2 separate regions of the Homo sapiens genome follow, and region 2 is linked to region 1. A link is a loop called in an ENCODE intact Hi-C map of the cell type or tissue named here. Cell type or tissue: IMR-90. All regions are shown on one strand. Links, peaks and the distances in the headings refer to the core of each region. The heading gives the core; the rest is flanking DNA. Region 1 overlaps PCYT1A (phosphate cytidylyltransferase 1A, choline). Region 2 has its middle 27 kb from the start of CEP19.

Region 1 (2,919 bases), core at 197-2,696:
CCCATGTTGGCCAGGCTGGTCTCAATTTCCTGACCTCAAGTGATCTGCCCGCCTTGGCCTCCCGAAGTTCTGGGATTACGGGCGTGAGCCACCATGCCCAGCCCAGGCTGGTTGTATTGATTTTATAATACAGGAAATAAAAATTTTAAATTAAATATACCAATCCAATGAAAAACTAAGAATTAATTAATGGATTTAAGAGTCAGAAAGGTCATAGCTCAAGCTTTGACCAAGCTTTCCAACCAGCTTTCTTCCTCTGTAACCTTAACTTCCTTATGCCTCAGTTTTCTCATCTATGAGAGAAAGCAGGCTGGGTACAGTAGCTCACACCTGTAATTCCAGCACCTTGGGAGACCAAGGTAGGAGGACTGCTTGAGCCCAGGAGTCTGAGACCAGCCTGGGCAACACAGTGAAACCCTATCTCTATTAAAATTATTTTTTACTGCCAGCATGTGTCAACTAAAAAAAAAGAAGAAAAAAATATTTTTAAAAAGATAATTTTTAATAAGACAAAGCAAAATAAAACAAAATTTGAGCATATAATCCCCCTTCTATGTCCCAGAAATCACTGCATTGGCTCTATGCCTATTAAAAAATAATACATTAAAAAGATTTTTGGGCCGGGCACAGTGGCTCACGCCTGTAATCCCAGCACTTTGGGAGGCCAAGGCAGGTGGATCACCTGAGGTCAGCAGTTGAGGCCAGCCTGGCCAACATGGTGAAACCCTGTGTCTACTAAAAATACAAAAATTAGCTGGGTATGGTGGTGGGCGCCTGTAATCCCAGCTACTCGGGAGGCTGAGGCAGGAGAATCTCTTGAACCCAGGAGGCAGAGGTTGCAGTGAGCTGAGATCGCGCCACTGCACTCCAGCCTGCGAGACAGAGCAAGACTCTGTCTCAAAAAAAAAAAAAATTGAAGTATCCCAGAAGTCACGTCCATGAAGTAACTAACATAGTTCCATTTTCCCTAAACAAGTCCAGAGGGGCTATGATCTCACACTATTCGATCCTGAAACACAAGGGATAGAATATACAAATGAAGACTACTTTGTTGTTTCTTTGCTACTAGACAGCATACAGCAGGGAAATTTTGCTCAAGAAACACATTGCCTGGATGGTGGCAATAGCACAGAATGCTGTTGATCAAGTGGCTGCTTGCAGCACAGCTAATCATCCTATGTTAGGCCAAGTAGATCACTGAACCTTTTCTCAGACCAATCCCAGATGCGCCTCTTGCTCTCTCCAGTGCTTCCCCAGCCTACCAACATCTCAACTGGCCACCATTCCATCCCAAGTCTTTGGCAAACCCAGGCTGATATATTAACCAAACGGCCAGAAGGGGTCACTGTTGAACTAGTCTGGGAAGAAAGCTAGCGTTAGCCATTCTTTTACCAAGTGGCTATTGGCCAGGATAAACACACCCCTGATTTAATGTATGTTATAGTATATATAATCATATTTATATAAATTATATACTTTTAATATAATTTTTCCTGTTTCTATTATATAATGTACTATATAATACATATTTAATATCATTTATATATTATGCATATATTACATATGTATATATGTTATATAGATAGATAGATAGATTTTTTTTTTTTGAGACGGAGTCTCACTCTGTCGCCCAGGCTAGAGTGCAGTGACGTGACCTAGGCTCACTGCAACCTCTGCCTCCCAGGCTCAAGTGATTCTCCTGTCTCAGCCTCCTGAATAGCTGGGATTACAGGTGTGTGCCACCACGCCTGGCTAATTTTTTATATTTTTAGTAGAGACGGGGTTTCACCATGTTAGCCAGGATGGTCTCGATCTCCTGACCTTATGATCCACCCACCTCAGCTTTCCAAAGTGCTGGGATTACAGGTGTGAGTCACTGTACCTGGCCTATATATATATTTTTTTAATTTTTATTTATGTATTTATTTATTTTTTAAGATAGGGTCTCTGTCACCCAGGCTGAAGTGCAGTGGTGCAATCATGACTTGCCGTGGTCTAGACCTCCTGGGCTCAAACAATCCTCTCACCTCAGCCTCCTGAGTGGCTGGGACTATAGATGCACACCACCACACCTGGCTAATTATTAAAATTTTTGTAGAGATGGGATCTCACTGTATTGCCCAGGCTGGCCTTGAATTCCTAGCCTCAAGCAATCCTTCTGCCTTGGCCTCCCAAAGTGCTGGGATTATAGGCATGAGCCACCACACTCAACCTCTGTATATTATTAACAGCAACTCCCTTTCATGCTCAAAACCGTCCTGATTTGGATGATAAATTATATGGTTTATGTGGGTTATGAATTATACGCTGCACCACTGGTGACTAAGTAACCATATGTCCTCCTTTAGGCAGAAGAAACCTGGGTTTCAGTTAATGATCTCTTTTGATAGATTTACTCTCCCAAATACCTACCACCGAAACATTCTGTTCCTAACATTTCCATTGCCCTTCACACTCTCCCTTTTCCTTCCTTTCTCTGAGTTAAACATATTGCTGATTTTTTTCATCTCCCAAAAGATTCCTAGAGCTGACCTTCTTGTCTCTCAAATCATATTTGTTTTTCTCTAAGTAGAGAATCTTCTCCTAGATTATACAACCTCCCTCGTAAAAACCTGGGGAGCAGGAGGGAGGTGTTGAAACTTCACTAGAGCAGGTGCATTCTTTATTGCTTTATTCCTTGTCCTGCACTGGCATGAATGCAGTTACCTACTTGGTGATTTAACATAAAACAGTCAGACAAAATGAGATCTAAGAGAAAAACCAGAGTTCAAATTAAGCTGGCAAATTTATAGGCTAATTTGTGGCTGTTTGTTCCACCAAAAATACAATTATTTTGCTGAAGGCCTTCTATTCTAATGCTTACAATGAGTAGCACCATTCCCGGGTGAGGTTTGAGCTGCAATTCTATTCCACTAATCA
Region 2 (2,919 bases), core at 283-2,782, 430 kb after region 1:
ACCCTCAGGGGTGCATTCTCTTTCTCAGGGATGTCCCATGCTGAGAAAAAGAATTCAGCGATATTTCTGCCATTTGCTTTTGAAAGAAGAGAAATATGGCTGTGTTCTGCCCTGCTCACATGTGGTCAGAGTTTAAGGTTATCTCTCTTGTTCCCTGAACAATTGCTGTTATCCTGTTCTTTTTTCAAGGTGCCCACATTTCATATTGCTCAAACACACATGCTGTACAATTTGTGCAGTTAATGCAATTATTACAGGGTCCTGAGGTGACATACATCCTCCTCAGCTGACAGGATTAAGAGATTAAAGTAAAGACAGGCATAGGAAATCACAAGGGTATTGATTGGGGAAGTGATAAGTGTCCATGAAATCTTCACAATTTATGTTTAGAGATTGCAGTAAAGATAGGCATAAGAAATTACAAAAGTATTAATTTGGGGAACTAATAAATGTCCATAAAATCTTCACAATCCACGTTCTTCTGTCATGGCTTCAGCTGGTGACTTCCTGCAACACTCCGCCTCCCGGGTTCAAGTGATTCTCCTGCCTCAGCCTCCCCAGTAGCTGGGACTACAGGCACCCGCCACCACACCCGGCTAATTTTTTGTATTTTCAGTAGAGATGGGGTTTCACCATGTTGGCCAGGCTGGTCTCGATCTCCTGACCTCATGATCCACCCGTCTCGGCCTCCCAAAGTGCTGGGATTACAGGCTTGAGCCACCGCGCCTGGCCAAGGTTTTCTTAATGGAGGGACATAAAGTCGATATTAGTCGAAAGGGGCAAGTCCCCCTCTTTTACAATGGACACAGAGCTGAAAAGACTATGAGTGACAAAAACTGGTGATAAGTGAAACACAAAACAGGAAAATAGAAGGAGTTACAGTAACATTGTTTGAAGTGTTTTGTTTTTGTTTGAGACGGAGTCTTGCTCTGTCACCCAGGCTGGAGTGCAGTGGTGCGATCTCGGCTCACTGCAACCTCCATCTCCCGGGTTCAAGCGATTCTCCTGCCTCAGCCTCCTGAGTGGCTGGGATTACAGGTGTTCACCACAATGCCCGTATTTTTGTATTTTTAGTAGAGATGGGGTTTCACCACGGTGGCCAGGTTGGTCTCGAACTCCTGACCTCAGGTGATCCGCCTGCCTCGGCCTTCCAAAGTGTTGTGATCACAGGCGTGAGCCACCGCGCCTGGCCTGTTTGAAGTTTTCTTAATGTATTGCATTTAATCAAAGAGGATTGTAAAATGTTTTTAAACTCAGGTGAGCTCTGAAAGTGCCTAGTCCTTGTATTTACCCAAACCAGTGTTTAACTCCTGCCACTGCCACTCACAAAATGCTGGATTGCCTACCACTTACTTCACTCTGCTCCTTGGTTTCTTAATCTGTATAATAGGATCAGAAATTCTTCTGTGAGGAAATTCGGAAAGGAAAACCCAAACGTAGCAGAGACAATGGACATTGGCACCCTTCTGCCCCCTGGTGGTAATTTTTAGAACCATGTGGGCAGTGGCGAGGCTAAAAATAAAATGTGCAAAGTGTAAAACAAAAACCACGCAGTGTCTTCCTTGTCATGCACAGCCGCGTTCGAATCGCTCATTGTCTTGCCTCCTCAGTGCTTTCTCCCGCCCACGACTATCAGTGGTCCAACCACACATTGCAGGAAGTTCCAGGAGTCATCCACTTACCCTAGAGCAAGCTTGTCCCACCTGCTGCCCGCGGGCTGCATGTGGCCCAGGTGGCTTTGAATGCAGCCCAACACAAATTGATAAGCTTTTTTTTGTGACTTTTTTTTTTTTTAGTTCATCAGCTATCATTAGTGTTAGTGTATTTTTTAATGTATGGCCCAAGACAATTCTTCTTTTAATGTGGGGAGAAAAAAGATTGGACACCCCTACCCTAGAGGAATGATAGTGTTTAGTATTTGTTTTCATTCTTATTTTCCTTCTCCTCTATATCGCATGGATTGTGGAGCGTGTCCATGTCTTCAGGTCATCAGCATGACTTTTAGGGGAGGTGACTACAGAGTCAAAGCCATGGGAGATGCGGAATTCAGCTGAAGATCACTTAAACATCCAGCACCGCTGTAGCACTAGTCATAGAAAGAATATGAAGAGAATTCAAGATTAAACAGATTGGCCAGGCGCGGTGGCTCAGGCCTGTAATCCCAGCACTTTGGGAGGCCGAGGCAGGCGGATCACCTGAGGTCAGGAGTTAGAAACCAGCCTGGCCAACATGGTGAAACCCATCTCTATTAAAAGTACAAAAAATTTAGCCGGGTGTGGTGGCACATGCCTGTAATCCCAGCTACTCGGGAGGCTGAGGCAGGAGAATCGCTTGAACCCGGGAGGCAGAGGTTGCAGTGAGCCGAGATTGTGCCACTGCACTCCAGCCTGGACGACAGATCAAGACTCTGTCTGGAAAAAAAAAAAAAAAAGATTGAGCAAAGCAGTCAATAGATTAATTGGATTTAATTAAGTGATGAAAGAATTGAGTAATGGAACTTCACCCATTCTAACCATGTGATAAAGTAGAAAAGGTTCAAAGATTTAGTAGGGGTTTAAAATGAGTTTAAGAGAATGGGATTACAATTCCAATCCCATTGGTAAGACAAATTTTATTTCTAAAAATTCATGTATTTCCCCCCTTTATACAACTGCAAATGCGAGTTTGGAGCTAGAGTGGGAGAGGAAAGCAAAGAATGAAGGGAAAGAAATAGGAGGAAGATTCTAGAAATGGGGGCAGCATGGGAGAAGTGGTGGGAGCAAAGTCCTGGCATATAGATGCCACAATCAAAACTTCTGCCCTGTTTCCTAGCTGCTTGGTGTCAGCACTGGGGCCATTCCCCCAGCCTGTGACCTTGGCATCCCCTATGTTGACCTGGGCTCTTCCTCTGTCCTTCCACCTGGATGTCCTTTAGTGGGT

What was found. Peaks named below come from ENCODE experiments on the same cell type or tissue, not always from the same donor. Only the 100,000 strongest peaks of a DNase experiment are listed, where the experiment ranks them.
Region 2: it touches region 1 in a loop (4-fold over the local background); 26 of 110 quality-filtered maps call a loop at or near these places.

Annotation. Positions count from the first base shown.
Region 1 is chr3:196,252,438-196,255,356 of GRCh38, forward strand. The region is part of intron 3 of PCYT1A (phosphate cytidylyltransferase 1A, choline); the gene reads right to left. Among named protein-coding and RNA genes, the nearest start is that of PCYT1A, 34 kb to the right of the region's middle. In IMR-90, for the core only: a CTCF peak has its summit at 1,342 (motif pointing right); a DNase peak (open chromatin) is centred at 1,334.
Region 2 is chr3:196,683,592-196,686,510 of GRCh38, forward strand. No RefSeq gene overlaps it. Among named protein-coding and RNA genes, the nearest start is that of CEP19, 27 kb to the right of the region's middle. In IMR-90, for the core only: a CTCF peak has its summit at 1,476 (motif pointing left); no DNase peak of the experiment used is centred there.